Regions from separate parts of the Homo sapiens genome. Here region 1 is linked to region 2. Evidence: chromatin loops called from intact Hi-C (ENCODE). Cell type or tissue: IMR-90. All regions are shown on one strand.

Region 1 (8,000 bases), 120 kb after region 2:
TGGAAGGCAGAGAAGCAGAGCCTCCTACCCACACATTCAATAAATATGTATAGGCCGGGCACGGTGGTTCATGCCTGTAATCCCAGCACTGTCGGAGGCTGAGGTGGGTGGATCACTTGAGGTCAGGAGTTTGTGACCAGCCTGGCCAACATGGTGAAATCCCGTCTCTAATAAAAATACAAACATGGTGAAACCCCGTCTCTAATAAAAATACAAAAAATTAGCCTGGCGTGGTGGTGCAAGCCTGTAATCCCAGCTACTCAGGAGGCAGAGTCAGGAGAATTGCTTGAACCCAGGAGCCAGAGGTTGCAGTGAGCCGAGATGGCACCATTGCACCCCAGCCTGGACGACAGGGCAACACTCTGTCTCAAAAACAAACAAACAAACAGAAACAATAAATACGTATTAGCACCTTCTATGTGCAGGTTTTGGGGACAGACAGGGTGGCTTTGAATCCCAGCTTCACCATTTGTACATTTGTAGCTGTGTGGTTTGTACAAGTCCTTTAAAGATGAACCTCTCTGAGCCTCAGTTTTCTCTTCTGCAAATTGGTGCTAATACTTTCTATTTTCCAGGATTACTGTCAGGATTAAAGAGGACACAATTCACGTGGCACGTAATAGCCACTCAACCCTCATGCCACGACCCTCCATGGCAGCTTTGTGGGGGAGACACGGGTCATCACCCAGGCCAGCTCAGCCTGTGGCAAAGGAACGTGACCACAGCTTTAAAGACACAGATGAGACGGCAGCGTGTCTCTCAGAGCAATCACAGCAGGGGGCCATGGGTGCATTCCAAAGACATGATGATGCCTGTACCCACAAAGTGGCAAAGACTCAGACTCTGGGGGAGATGTGGATTTTTTTTTTTTTTTTGAGACAGGGTCTTGCTCTGTCACCCAGGCTGGAGTGCAGTGGTGCAATCTCAGCTCACTGCAGCCTTGACTTCCCAGGCTCAAGCGATCCTCCTTCCTCAGCTCCCACCCCCCACCTCCACCTCCACCTCAGTCCCACTGCAGCTGGGACTACAGGTGCGCACCACCATGCCCGGCTAACTTGGATTTTTTTGTAGAGACGGGGCTTTACCATGTTACCCAGGCTGGGACGTGGGTTTGTTTAAAAAGCCATTCATAGCTGACGGATGGCCAAGGTGGAGGCTCCCGGTTGGTGGACGAGGAGGGACCCTGGAAGACTGTGGTCCATTCCTCTGTAGTTCTGGAAAACCAGCCAGGAAGGAAGTTTCCACACTGGAGCTTGGGGTCAAGTAGCAGCATCGCCCAACCACACCTGGAACACCCATCACAATCACCCGGGAGGGTTGACCTTGGCTGTCTTCTGTCACCGTTAGCTCCTTTCCCGGTTAGCAAAGCCTAGGGGTTGGGGAGGCAGGGTCAGTCTGTGCCGGGCCCTTCACAGCCTCGACTTATCTCACAGTCATGGCAACCACGCGAGGAAGGACTCTCCAAGTGGAAAGTGAGGCTCACACGGGCTAAGGAGAAGTCAGGGTGGTGCAGCTAGCGTGTGGCACAGCTGAGATCAGCATCAGCAAAGCCCAGCCCTGGGCCCCTCCCCACTCTGCCTCCAGGTGGGAAAGGCTGAGAGCTGTGTTCCCAGTGGAGCTACCAAGAGTGACATGAAGGCAACGAGGCAGGCTCTGCACAGGGAACCCACGTGTGTTGTTTTGGCAGAATGTTAAGAACAGAGCCAGAGCCAGACAGGGTGACTCATGCCTATAATCCTAGCACTTTGAGAGGCTGAGGCAGGAGGATTGCTTGAGCCTAGGAGTTCAAGACCAGCCTGGGCAACGTAGCAAGACCCCCATCTCCACAAAATATTTAAAATCTAGCTGGGCACCATGGTGCATGCCTGTAGTTCCAGCTACTTGGGAGGCTGAAGCAGGATCGCTTAACCCCGGGAGTCTAAGGTTTCAGGGCATGACGATTGTGCCATTGCACTCCAGCGTCAGTGGCAGAGTGAGACCCTGTCTCAAAACAAACAAACAAAACAGAACAGAGCCGGGATCCTCCCCTGCCAGAGGAGACCCTGAGCCAGCCATCACACGCACTGGCTGGGGAACAGAGCTGGCTGGGGAACAGAGCAGGCTGGTGGCCCAGGCCCCACCCCCGGTGCCAGCCTCTGCGGCCGGAGCCGGCGCTCACCATGTACTCCATGTTGGAGGCCTGAGGCTGCACCTGGCCCCGAAGCTTGTTGTGCAGCATGAGGATCTCCTCCTTGTCCTCCCTGGGGATGGCTCTGCGGACCCGGGAGTGAGACTCGTTGTGCTGGTATTTGCTGAGCAGCTCCTCTAAGAGAGTGACGTTGGGCAGGAGGTAGCCTTGGGATCCGCAGACCAGGAACAGCAGCCCCAAGGGGATGACACCACCCAGGACGCAGCTCATGGCTCCACTCCTGCAGCAACTATGGGACTCACGGGGCAGCCTGGGCTCCTCGGGCAGAGCTGGGCGCTTGAGCTCTGAAAGGAAGCAGAGGGTGGTGGGAGAAGTCGCATTAGTAGGAGCCGGTCACAGCGCTGGCTGGAGCAGCGAACGCAGCACACACGACTCTCTCCATTTTACAGATGCGGAAACTGAGGCCCACAGAAGCTAAACAAGCAAGGTCCCACAGACAGGAAGTGGTGGAGCTGGGATTTACGCCAAGGGTTTCCAGCGAGGCAAGCTGTCAGGATTCCAAAGAGGATAACCTAGAACAGTTCTTCCTGGACTCAAGTTTTCCTTGAGCGAGTCCCTGCATTTTCTAATTATGAGTCAGCATCTCTTATTCATTCAGGACTCAGGTGAATCTCAGGCACAAATTAGCTTCTATCACCTGCCCCAAGGGGATTGCTAAAGTCATTTCCCATCACCAAAGGATGCTCCGTGGACCAACGTTGAGAGCAAACTTCTAGTCCCTGTGAAGTCAGACTCAGTTTACCAATAGTGGTTGACATATGGCTCCTCTTATCACGGCCCTCGCCCCGGGCCCCACCCGCACATCTGTTGCACACTAAGACACAGCTGCCCAGAACCACGTCCAGCCAAGGCCTCAGCCTTTTGTTCCCTCAGAAAACCCTTCATCAGCACCTACACAGGCCGGTCGTTTATGTTATTCTCAATCACCATGGCAACCCAGGAGGTCAGGCTGTTCTCATCCCCATTTTACAGATAAGAAACCTGTGGCTGGCCGGGGGCGGTGGCTCACGCCTGTAATCCCAGCACTTTGGGAGGCCGAGGCGGGCGGATCACAAGGTCAGGAGATCGAGACCATCCTGGCTAACACGATGAAACCCTGTCTCTACTAAAAAATACAAAAAATTACCCGGGCGTGGTGTCACGCGCCTGTAGTCCCAGCTACTTGGGAGGCTGAGGCGGGAGAATGGCGTGAACCCGGGAGGCGGAGCTTGCAGTGAGCCGAGATTGCGCCACTGCACACTAGCCTGGGCGACAGAGCGAGACTCCGTCTCAGAAAAAAAAAAAAAAAAAGCAAGCTATGGCTTAGTGTGGTGACAAGACAAGCCCAGGGCCGGCCTCCTGGTAAGCAGAGATGCTGAAATTCGAAATGATGATTACAAAGACCCAGAGTTTTCCAGCAAGCTACCTTGACTCCTCTGTCCCTGGGGGCCAACTACCTCCCCTCCATTATAGGGTCACGAACCACAGACCTCCTCCTCCTGGCTTGCCATCTGAAAAATGTATGTCATTGGCCCAAGAAGACAAGGAAGGGCTTGAACGAGTGCGTCCACGCACACCCCTCCTCTCTGCTTTCCTCGCAGGGGAGAGTCGGGGCCACCCAGTCACCTCCATCAAGCGCCTTATTTTGTGCTGGACTCCGAGATGGAGACTGGGGATGCGAAGATGAAGAGGACTCTGTCCCTGGCCTCAAGGAGCTCAGTTAGGTCGGGGAGATGGAGGAGGAAACCCGCAGTCCCCACATAGCAGGACAAGGCTGACTCTAAAGACAGTGCCAGGCCCTCGAGGGCCGGAAGAAGCAGCTCTGTCTGGAGGGTTGGGTGGTGGCCGTGCCTCAGGCTGACCCGTCGGAACTCCACGGGGCTCAGTTCTTCACATGAGTCCTCCCTGGTCTTCACCCCCATAGCACCAACCAGGTGTTTACCAGTCAAGTTGGCTGGGACAGTGGCAGTGCAAGGTGGGCATCCTCGGGTGGGGCCGGGGTGGGGAGATGTAGATCAAGGCCTGGAGGGGATAGAGGCCAAGACGGGCATCCCAGGAAGCAGAAACGTTGGCAACAGGCGACAGAGGCTGAGCCAAAGAGCTATGGGAATGCTGTGGTTCCCATTCCCGACCCCTGGAAACTCTCCAGGGTCCTGACTGAGCCTGCGCCTCAGACAAAAATAACCCCATGCGGAGAGGAGAGGCTTGGCTTGCTTTGTAGCAGGGCAGACGGGCTGCCCTCCTCCAAAGCCGAGCCCGGGGCTGCGTGGGGAGGACCTCTGCGTGCTTACTCGTCCCACTGGGAAGCAGACCAAGAATGCAGAACTTCTCAGGATCCCTGATCTCTCTCTCTCAGGTTAGTCACACCACCATATATGAGCATTTCCAGCTGCAGGCGGCCAGGCTCAAAGAAGAGATGCCAGAAAACTCTGACGCTGGGTTGAGGTTGAGAGTGCGGTAATCGGCGTCACGGGGTGTCCTCCTGGTGTCATGACGATGCTCCGCTGATTTGCATGTACATAATGAGATATCTTGGGGATAAGACCCAATCTAAACACAAAATTTGTTGATGTTTGAGATACACCTTATACATGTAGCCTGAAGGTAATTTCATCCAACATGTTAAAATAATTTTGTGCATGGAACAAAGTTTTCACTATGTTTTGACTGCAACCCATCACATGAGGTCAGGTGTGGAATTTTCCACACGTGGCTTCAGGGCAGTGCTCAAAAAGTTTTGGATTTTGAAGCATTTCGGATTTTGGATTGTCAGATCAGGGAGGGCCAACCTGTGCTTAACAAAATAAAACAAAATGCCAAAGTGAGAAAACAGGAGGAGTCAAATGCTGTTTTTAAATGAGTCCTCTGGCACGTCCTCCTGAGCCAGCGTGAGCTATCCCAGGAGATCTGACTGGCCGCCTTTGTTCTGAATGTTAAAGGGACTTCCACAGCTTAGAGGCTGGTCCTTCTCTAAGGATTCCAAAGAGAAGTTATGAAGTCTCAGGTGGAGCTTTAGAGTTGGGAGAACCACGGGGTTTAGTGAAACCTCCACATTGGAAGACAACAGAAGGAAAAGGGGAGAGGAATGGGAGGGTTTCTCCAAGTGCCCTCATGTGCACCACAAAAGCCACCAGCCTGGGAGACACAGGCCTGCCATGCTGGGTGGTGTGCCAGTACTGTTGGGTCTGAAAGTGGTTGGGTTTGACTTCAGCCCAGAGGGCCTGGGGGTGGGTCGGAGGGTCCCTGCTTGGGAGGGGATGAGGCTCCTCCAGATCTGGATGGCTCCTACTACATTTGGGCCGCAGGAGAACACAGCAGATTTTGAGCAGAAAAGTAACCATAGGCCGGGCATGGTGGCCCACACCTGTAATCCCAGCACTTTGGGAGGCCGAGGCAGGTGGATCACCTGAGAAGTTCGACACCAGCCTGGCCAACACGGAGAAACCCCGTCTCTACTAAAAATACAAAATCAGTTGGGCGTGGTGGCGCCTGCCTGTAATCCCAGCTACTTGGCAGGCCGAGGCAGGAGAATTGCTTGAACCTGGGAGGTGGAGGTTGCAGTGAGCCGAGATCATGCCATTGCACTCTAGCCTGGGAGACAAGAGCAAAACTTCACCTCAAAAAAATTAAAAAAAGAAAAGTAACCATAAAAGGGCCAGCACCTCATTCCAGTTTGTACCCCCAGAGCCCAGTGCTGGGTGCACAGGAACAAGCACACAGCTATGGGTTTGAGCTGGTTTTCCCCAAACTCACACACTGGAGCCCTAATGTCCAGGACCTCCAAATGCAATGTATTTGGAGACGGGGCCTTTGCGGAGGTGATTAAGGTAATGTGAGGCCATGAGGTTGGGCCCTAACCAAGCTGACTGGTGTCCTTACTAGAAGAGTTTAGGACCGAGACACGCAGAGGACGACCACATGAGGACACAGGGAGAAGACGCCGTCTGCCAGCCACAGAGAGAGACCCCAGAAGAAACCAGCCCCGCCAGCACCTTGATCTTAGACTTCTGGCCTCCAGAACTGTGGGAATCTAAATTCCTATTGTTGAAGCTTGTGGTACTTTGCTGTAGCCGGCTTAACAGACCAACACACATCAGATAACACATGGCTGGACAGGACTGTTTCCAAATATGCCCCTGGCTATTGTAAAGAGGAGACACGAAGGAGGCAGACAGGCACGTTAGGAGGCCAGGCCAGGGTCCTGGCTGGAACCTGGTTGGTGCCATCTGCCAAAGCCACAAACCAATTGGCCGAGGCCCAGTTCACAGGGGCAGTGCCCGGCAGCCCTGGCCCACACTGCCCATTCTACCCTCACTTCTGAGACAGCTCAGTCGGAACCGGGACCGAAGCACTTCCACCCCTTTTCCATTGACAATGAAAACACACAAACTCTTTCCAAATGGGATGGACCTCCAAGTGGTCCCGGGCTTGCCAACATCAAGAAGGGGCTCACGCCAGCAACCCTCAGGGCGAAGGGGGCCGCCGGGGAAGACCTGCCCTGCGCCCGTCGTGGTGTGAGCGCCTGACCTCCGTGATCTCCTCTCACCCTCCTGACTTTCCAGAGTCTGGGCTCCATCACTCCCACTCTACAGATGAGGAGGCTGAAGTCCATGGAATTTAAGGAACCTGCCCAGGGCGAGCAGCAAGTCTGGAGCCGGAACGCAGCTCTTCTAACCTCGAGGCCCAGGTATGCCCTTGGCTTAGTGCCCTGCTGCCTCCCACGGAGTGGGCTTCCCTCTGGATGTGAAAATCCCAAGCACCCCCACCAACCCATGCAGGGGGAAGGGGGCTCCCAAACCAAACAACCGAATCTTGCCCTAAAGTTCTCTTCCACCCTCTTCTGCCTCCTGGGAAGGCTGCTGGGCTGGGGGAGTCAGGGCACGGGCCTCCCGGGTCACGTGGTGCCTCTGTTGATGAGAAGGCACCAACGTGTCACCCCCATGGGAGACGACGGAGACCCTCGCATCATGGTGACGTTCCACCAACACAAACACGCCCCCCCACCACCATCGGTGCTGCCCACTCGCCTTTGACCCAGATATGATGAGCTGATCTCTGACCTCTGACCTCTGGCAGATGGATGCCCCCTGCAGAGTGCCCTCCTAGCGTCCTGGAAGAGCTCACGCTTTGGTGGCTGCCCCGAGTGCACTTCGGTACCCAGGGTGTGAGGCTCCCACTCTAACTCTGCTCTTCTACCCCTGATGCTCCCAGGCAGGGCCGGGTGCATGCGCCACTCCTAGAGAGATGCCCCTGCATCCTGTCCACTCAGCCACTCATTGATAATGAAATATCACTAGGGACCGCGGGACAACACAGCAGAAATGCTCTCTAGAAGATTTTGTTCTCTTTTGCCAGAGTTGCAAAACTGAGCCCATAAGACCACAAGTAAGATAACGGCTCCGAGACCTCATGAAAACACACCAGATTTCAGCACACAGCAGAGGCTGGGAGGGGAACGGACAGAGCTTTCAGGTCCCAGGGTCAATGGTGAGACCCACAGCTGGCGAATCAAAGCGACGGGAGCCACACTTCTCCCGCGCTGCCCAGAGCTTTGAGATGCATTTGGACTCTAGCAGGGAGGCAGCTGTTTTCAGCCCCATTTTACAGAAAGTGCAACTGAGTCCAGGAGACTGGCATTTAGGAGACTGTGTGGCTAGTTTAAAGTGAAACCAAGACTTGAACTCAAACTTGCCAAAAGTTTGGAGGACTTTCAACACAGCTTGTTTGCACTATGAGCTCTCCAACCGCACCCCTCTACCCTGGCCGAGGCTTTGTGGACATTTAGGGGATCACCAAACCATGTGTCCAAGTTTAGCGAGGGGTCTCCCTGATG
Region 2 (8,000 bases):
CCAGCAAAGTGTGAGAAAGACTGAGCCAAGGAGCCATTACCTCCTGGCCTGGGGGTACCGTTGGGGACCCCTGGGCCATTCCACTTTCCCTGGCAGCTGTAGGCTTATTTCCCTTCCAAGGAATGGCTGCCCTGAGGTCAGCCAAGCCAGGTGGAACACAGAGCTTTAGGGCCAGGCCCTGACCTAAGCTCCCTGGGGAGGGAGCACCTTTGACTTTTGGAACGGGAGGGCAGGAAGGTTTGGCCTTGATTGGAGGGCTCTGGGGCACCTGCCAGGCTGCAGGTGTTGACACCTAGCAGCCGCCAGCCCGACCTGATCCCCAGTGCCCAGGCAGGGACCAGAGCGGCTCCCAGGTAGCTGGTGCTGCAGGGAACCTTGGGAGCTCTGCCAAACCAAACAACACATTTCCAGAGAGGTGTGCTGACTGGCCTGAGGTCACACAGCGATCAGACAGGGCCAACATGGGTGGCCGGGGCCCCAACCACATTCCTGCCAATTTGAGCTTCTTAGCCTTTTACCCACCAAGAGGGCACAGGGTGTGGGGGGTAAGTAGTTTTTTTGCCCATGGGAGCCCAGGGCTGATTTTATTTTGAGACAGTCTTGCTCTGTCACCCAGGCTGGAGTGCAGTGGCACCATCTCAGCTCACTGCAGCCTTGCCCTCCCCGGCTAAAGTGATTCTTCCACCTCAACACCCCAAGTAGCTGGGACCACAGGTGTGCACCACCCTACCTGGCTCATTTTTAAAAATTGTTTTTGTAGAGATGGGCTCTCGCTATGTTGCTCAGGCTGGTCTTGGACTCCTAGCCTCAAGCAGTCTTCCTGCCTTGGCCTCCCAAAGTGCTGGGATTACAGCATGAGCCCCACGCCCGGCCAGGGTTGATTTTATAATAGCTTTGTAGTGGCAATCAGGAAGAATCTGTCACCCAATTAGCAGCCAGAATGGAGCTGTGTCAGCAGATGTTTGGGAAAAGGGGCGAGAGGACTGACGTGGCCTGAACCCCTCCTCTGTGCCAGCACTTTCCGCACAGGCTGTCACCAAGTCCCAGCCTCTCCCCTGAGAGGCAGTTAGACACACACCTCACCTGTAGGCAGCCGGAGGTCCACGCAGCTTGGAGTCAGCCTGGAGTTCCCGTCCCTGCTCAGGTCCCCAAGGGGCGTCAGTTCATCTCAGAGAGCCTCAGTTTCCCCATCTGTGAACTGGGGATCACAGGCCCAGTCTCACAGGTGGTCACGAGGATTAGGAATCACATCCCAGGAACGGCCACATAGGAGCTCAAGAAAGATGACGGGTGGATTTTCGACGGGTTCTGTAACAAATGTCCACAGACTTAGCAGCTTAAAAACCTCATTTGTCATTTACGGTTCCACAGGTCAGAAACCCAGCCTCAGTCTCCCTGGGCTTGGGTCACGGTCAACAGGGCTGGTAACTTCTGGGGGTTCTGGGGGAGAATCTGTTTCCCTGCCTTTTCCAGCGTCCAGAGGTCACTGGCATCCCATGGCTCCTGGCCGCTTCGTCCACCTTCAGAGCCGGCAATGTTGCATCTCTGCTGCTGCTTCGGTAATCACAGCACCCTCGGAAAGGTTCTATCACGGCTCCCTCTGACCACAGCTCAGAAAGGTTCCACCACGGCTCCCTCCGACCGCAGCTCAGAAAGGTTCTCTGATTCTAAGGACTCGTGTGACTCGATTAGGTCCACCTGGATGACCCGGGTTACCCTCCCTATGGCAAGGTGCCCCTTGCCCCACCTGCAAAGTGCCTTTTGCCACGTCAGGTAACCTGCACAGGTTTGGGGAATTAGGGCGAGCTGAATCGCCGAGCTCATCGGGCCACAGGTGAGTTGAGTTGAATTCTGGAAAGCAAGGGAGGCCTGGGCTGGCCTCTGGCGGTTCTTTTTGGAAGAAGAAGATTCCACTAAAACCAGCTCATTCTAGGACCACTTCCCATCTTTCTGCTGTTTTTGACTCTTTTCAAAGAGGCCCTGTCTAGCCAAGGAGACTGGGTCACGTCTGCCAAACCTTTGCTTCAAAATAAACCCTACTAGGAAATTTCCATGGGACTGGGCCCTTTTCTTCCCCCACGGACCTGCTTGAAGTTCAAAACCTGGCGGGGCTTCTGTACAAAAGGGCACCGGTCATTACGCGGCCCTGAGAGCAGGTTTTCTGTTGTTGTTTGTGTGGGTTTTGTTTGCTTTCCCCGTCTCCATCTCTCCACCCGGTGGGGTCGTAGCAAGATGGTCACCTCTGTCACCTCCCCCAAGTCCCTCTTGCAGCCGCCTCCTTGCTGTTTGCCTTTCTGTCCCCAGGGCTGCATCTTGCACGTGTCCCCTGTCTGATTTCCACTGTGGTCAGGTCACGTGTGGCTCTGGGAATTCCAGGAAAGCCTGGCTTTCAAGACCACTGTCTCATCAAACACTTAAACCTTAAAAACCCTTATTTTGATGCTCAAAGCTGAGTGTGGATTCCTCTGTACCTGTTCTCTTCCCTGAGCAAGAAGCCTCATTTTCAGAGCCTGGTCGTGATAGGAGAAGAGGTGCTGGGGGCCCCCAAAAGAAACTTCCGGAGCTATTTCATAACATCCTTTGCCTGTAGACGTAAAGCCAGCAGCCAGCAAGTGGCAGTCCATTCATGGGACACAGCCCTCTCCAGGAATCACTAAGCTCATATTTGCTGCTCTGTGCTGGGGCTCTCTGGAAGGACAAAAGACACCAGCAATGTGGAAGGGAAATGGGGCTTTGGGATGGGAGGGGACTTGGTTTCCTGACCCTTTTGCACCGTGACACTGGACATGTGTCTGAGTGTCTTTTACTGAAGGAGGAAACATTCCTTCTCTTGCCTCTTTCCAGAAAAGGTCAGGTGGCTCAATTCATCCTGTCTGAAATGAAGAATGAAACAGTTGGTGGTGGTCTTTTGCTGGCAGGCTGTACTTTGGGAAGTCCCCAGGCCATGGCTGATAAGGGCCTGCGGCCTATGGTGCAGTCTCAAGCAGAGAGAGGCCACAGGCATGTGAGGGAGGCCCTGGCCTTGGGGCCCCCTTTGTCTGGCTGGTGGAGTTTATCTCCCTTCCCAGATGAGGCCAGGAGCTGTGGAGTCAGCTCCTGGCCTCTCTGCCCATTGGCTGGCTGTCTGCCTGGGGCCTGAGATTCACCAGCCCTGCACGAAGATTAAGGGGATCAGGATTCCATCCCCTCCCCTTGCTCAACCTCTGAAGTCAGGTCCCAGCCAGGCACCCATTGGAGAAAACCCAGGCTAGCCAGACCTTCTGCCGTCTGGGTCAGCTCCGTGTAGCGCTGGCCTGTCTGTCTGGTGTCTCCTGGAGAGCATGACTTGGTGGTGTGCCATCTCAAATGTCTCCCGCCAGCTGCAGACTTGGTTATTGCCTTTTGTGAGCGGTGTTCACCCAGCGTTAATGGAATGGGCATTCTCTGAAGGGCTGCAAGTAACACTTAGAACCAAGCCCAGGACTGGCCGGGCAGCAATGTCTGCAGCCTGGAGCTGCCCATGTATGTTAAGAGTGTCATTCCCTAAAAGGCCACCAGAGGGTGCTGCTCAGAGCCACATCGCGACAAACCCTCTATGGCTCCTTATGGCTCTCAGGATGAGGGCTGGGGCTCACAAGCCGGTGTACAAAGTTGTGAATGATCTGGCCGCTGACCTCTCCAGCTCCATCTTATTCTCCTCCGTGCTATGTGTTCCAGCCACGCTGGCTTCCTCACAGTTGCTGGAAAAGATTATTTCCTGCAGCCGCAGGTCTTTTGCACATGTTATGCCCACTTCTTTTTTTTTTTTTTTTTTTGAGACGGAGTTTCGCTCTTGTTGCCAGGCTGGAGCGCAGTGGTGCGATCTCGGCTCACTGCAACCTCCATCTCCCAGGTTCAAGTGATTCTCCTGCCTCAGCCTCCCAAGCAGCTGGGATTACAGGCGCCCGCCAGCACGCCCAGCTAATCTTTGTATTTCTAATAGAGATGGGGTTTCACCATGTTTTCCAGGCCAGTCTCGAGCTCCTGACCTCAGGTGATCCACCAGCCTTGTCCTCCCAAAGTGCTGGGATTACAGGCATGAGCCACCGTGCCCAGCTAATTTTTGTATTTCTAATAGAGATGGGGTTTCACCATGTTGTCCAGGCTGGCCTTGAACTCGTGACCTCAGGTGATCTGCCTGCCTCATCCTCCCAAAGTGCTGGGATTACAGGTGTGAGCCATTGTTCCCGGCCCCGCCCACTTCTTAGAAGGCTGTTCCACTCATCTTCACCCAGAGAAGTCCTAGTCACCCTTTAGGCCTTACCTGAAACACTGGTCCCAGAGTGAGGGGCCTTTCTAAACCCCTCCTTGAAGTCACTGGACCCTGCTCGACATGCTGGAGCCCAGCATTCTCCCTGCAGCAGGCGCCACCCATGCAGTGAAGTCATGAGTTCTGTCCTGGCTTGTCCACTGTCTGTCTTCACTGCTGGTTCCCTATGCCCTGTGCAGTGCCTGGCACCTAGGAGCTGCTCAGGAAGCTGTATTGCACTGGATGCTCACTGAACGCCACCTGGTATAGATATTAGTGCTGGGCACCAAATATTTCTGGTTGTCTCTCTTCTAGGCACCTGGTAGGATTAGACTTTCTGCCCCTTTTGAGGGGATGTGGCACGCATTGTCATTCTCCTACCTGTAGCCGGGAAGCATGTGAGCAGAAGAGACATGCGTCCCTGCCCAGGCTGGAGCATTTACTCACCAACGTGAGCGCCTCTGGCACGGCTGCTGGCAACCGTTGAGATGTGGCTACTCCCTGAGCTGGGGCCCCCTAGTGTCCATGATGAGCAGAACCCCCCGCTGGCCTCTGACACAGAGAATGAGCAAGGAACACATCCTTATTGTCTTCAGCCACTGGGATTTGGGGTTTGTTTGTCACAGCGGCACAATGTGGCCAGTCCTGACTGATACACCACCTGCTGCCCAAAGGCAGGAAAAGTGCAATCACCCTGGGGCCGAGCTGGCTTAGGGGGCCAAGATCTAGGAGTGCTTGAAGGTGGTCAGGAAGCAAAGGCTCTGTGGCAGCTGGGGGAAGGCTGGTGTGGCTGCAGCAGCAGGCGCTGGGAATGGGCCCAGACAGGTCACAGGGTCAGACCCTACTGGGCCCAGTAGATCATAAGGGTGTGGCTCTTTAGGTTCATACCATGCCTGGTCCAGCGCCCTCAGTTGGTGGAACTCATTGTTAAATAGCAATTAATAAATTGGCAATAGATTTATATAAATTTTTTAGAGATAGGGTCTTGCTCTGTTGTCCAGGCTGGAGTGCAGTGGAAAAATAATTTACTCCTAAGAAATTAATACAATTGATTTCATTTGTTATTTAATAATTTAATCAATGACTAAAAATTAATCAATTAAATAATAACTTGAGGTCTCAGAGAAGGGTTCTTTTTCCCCTTTCTTCATACACACGAAATATATTTTTCTACTTGGCCTGAAATTCCACCATTAGAGTAAAATTCCTCTGGCTTGTGAGGAATGGGTCCAGCTGAGGCAGGGGGTGAAGGGTGATGGGCACGGCACTCCAGAGGTTGTGCAGCTCGGTGGCCCTTAGGTGACATTTGAACAGAGACCAGGACAATGGGAGAGAGGGAGTCATGTGGGGCTCAGGAATGGTGTGCAGATGGAAGGAACAGCATGTACGAAGGCCTGAGGCAGGACATCCTTCTGTTTAGAGAACTAGGAGCCGATGCCAACCTGGAGGGAGAGGGAGAGGGCTAGGATAGCTGGGAAGATAATTACATGGCTGTGCAGAAAGCTGAAGGAGGTGTTAGTTGGATGTGGGAGTCAAAAGGAGTCCAGGCCACTTTCTCTTTTTATCAAACTGGAGAAACACACCTCCTTTCCATTTTAATGTCTCTGGAATCAGGATGCTCCTCACCTGCAGTGGCAGCTCATATTTGATGAAATACGGTAATTGCAAAGCCGGTTCAAGAAGCAAAGGTTTAGCCCTTGAGTGGAGCCCTTGAAGAGTTGCTGCTGTACTCATGGTTGGTGGCACCGAGAGAACATGGACCTTGATCACTCAGAGTTAAGGAGTGATTCAGAGAGTCAGACTCCAAAAGTGAAGAAGTTTAGGACATTCTGTAATCCACCCATTTCACTCGTGTTTCCTTTGTTTACGTGTGCCCGGAGTGTTCATAAGAATCTAAATAAGTCTCGCAGAGCTCTTTTGGCAAGTATCAAATACAAACTAAGGGATACGCAGGCCCCGCGGTGGAGGATTCGCGCTTCCTTTCTCAGAGGCACAGGTTGGTGGAGAGCCTCAGGACTCGGGCTTAGACCCTAGTTCTGCGACTTAGCACCTGTGTGACCTGATACCTGCTCCTCCCCTGTAGAAACATCAGAGAGAGGCACACCCCACCACACACACGGAGACACACGCAGAGATGCACCTGAGGCACACATGCACACATAAAACCACACAGACACGCACACACACACAGACAAAACCACACAGACAAGCACACACAGACACAGACAAAACCACAAACACACACAGACAAAACCACAGACATGTGCACACACACAGACAAAACCACACAGACACGCACAGACACAGACAAAACCACACACGCACACACAGACAAAAGCACACAGAGACACGTGCACACACACAGACAAAACCACACAGACACACACAGACACAGACACGCACACACACACAGACAAAACCACACAGAGACACGTGCACACACAGACAAAACCACACAGACATGCACACACACACACAGACAAAACCACACAGAGACACATGCACACACACAGACAAAACCACAGACACACACACACACAGACACAGACAAAAGCACACAGACACACACACACACACAGACAAAACCACACAGATTCACACATGCACACACAGACAAAACCACACAGAGACACACACAGACAAAACCACACAGACACAAGCACACACAGACCAAACCACACAGACACATGCACACACACGGAAAAAAACACACAGAGACACACACACAGACAAAACCACACAGGGACACACACACACAAAACTACACAGGAACACACACACACACACACATAGCCACAGCACCGCCTGGCACCTGGAGTCCTGGCCGGCACAAGGTCGGTGCTCAGTCAGTATCTGCTGAGTGACTGAGGAAGTCAGCACTGCCCCTCATGTGCCACAGTGGGAGGCACTGGGGGAGAGTCCCAACGCCTGTCTCAGGTGGGAGGCCCTAGAGGCGCAGCCCCAGGTGAGGACCTGCGTGCAGGCACCGTGGGAGTGCCCGGCCGGGCGGGCTTTGGGTGCAGAAGCAGGGCAGGCTAGGGACCGGAGGAAGCCTGGCCAGGGCCCCATTTCAGCCCCAGCCCAGCCCCAGCCTGATTCGTGGGCAGGCAAGCGGGAGGCAGTCTTCAGGCAAGGGAGCTGGGCCTCTGACCCCGCAGCCTCAGGCCGCAGAGTGACCCAGAGGGACTTTGGCCAGGTGTCTGCTGTAGCCTGAAGGCAGCCCCCGGAAGGGGTGTTTGCAGGTGCTGGCCACGGGAACGACAGCACCGAGAGATCCGTGGGGACCTCTGTGAGTTACCAGCGTTATCCACAACATACACGATGTACACGCTTTGGGGAAGGAAAAGCATCTTTTTTTTTTTTTAATTTTCTTTCTTTCTTTATTTTTTTGAGATGGGGTCTTGCTCTCTCGCCCAGGCTGGAGTGCAGTGGCATGATCATGGCTCACTGCAGCCTCGACCTCAGCAGCTCACGTAATCCTGCCACCTCAGTCCCCCGGGGAGCTGGGACCACAGGCAGTGTGCCATGGTGCCCAGCCAGGAGAAGCATCTTAACTTTATTCTGAATATGGAAAGAGAGGGAAATACCTGCTACCTCTGTTAGCATCGGGCATAGGAAGAACCCTGGGAGCCTCAGTTTCCCCCTTTGTAAATGGGTGCTGATGCCAGGGCCTGGCCTGCTGGGCCTGTGGAGCCTCAAATGGCCAGGACTGCACGAACATCCCCAGCGTCAT

Evidence for each region. Peaks named below come from ENCODE experiments on the same cell type or tissue, not always from the same donor. Only the 100,000 strongest peaks of a DNase experiment are listed, where the experiment ranks them.
Region 1: a loop joins it to region 2, with 3 times the contacts of the local background. A loop is called at or near these places in 4 of 110 quality-filtered maps.

The regions. Positions count from the first base shown.
Region 1 is chr16:84,832,894-84,840,893 of GRCh38, reverse strand. CRISPLD2 (cysteine rich secretory protein LCCL domain containing 2) reads right to left here. Exons shown (of 15, transcript NM_031476.4): 2 at 2,159-2,472. The coding sequence starts at 2,398. Among named protein-coding and RNA genes, the nearest start is that of CRISPLD2, 17 kb to the right of the region's middle. RefSeq lists an enhancer at 4,154-4,722. In IMR-90, a CTCF peak has its summit at 4,353; DNase peaks (open chromatin) are centred at 763, 1,663, 2,693 and 4,503; H3K4me3 peaks cover 385 bases; H3K27ac peaks cover 4,776 bases.
Region 2 is chr16:84,947,928-84,955,927 of GRCh38, reverse strand. No RefSeq gene overlaps it. Among named protein-coding and RNA genes, the nearest start is that of LINC02176, 24 kb to the right of the region's middle. RefSeq lists enhancers at 6,823-7,323, 7,324-7,824. In IMR-90, CTCF peaks have their summits at 3,526 (motif pointing right) and 4,797 (motif pointing left); DNase peaks (open chromatin) are centred at 3,077 and 3,527.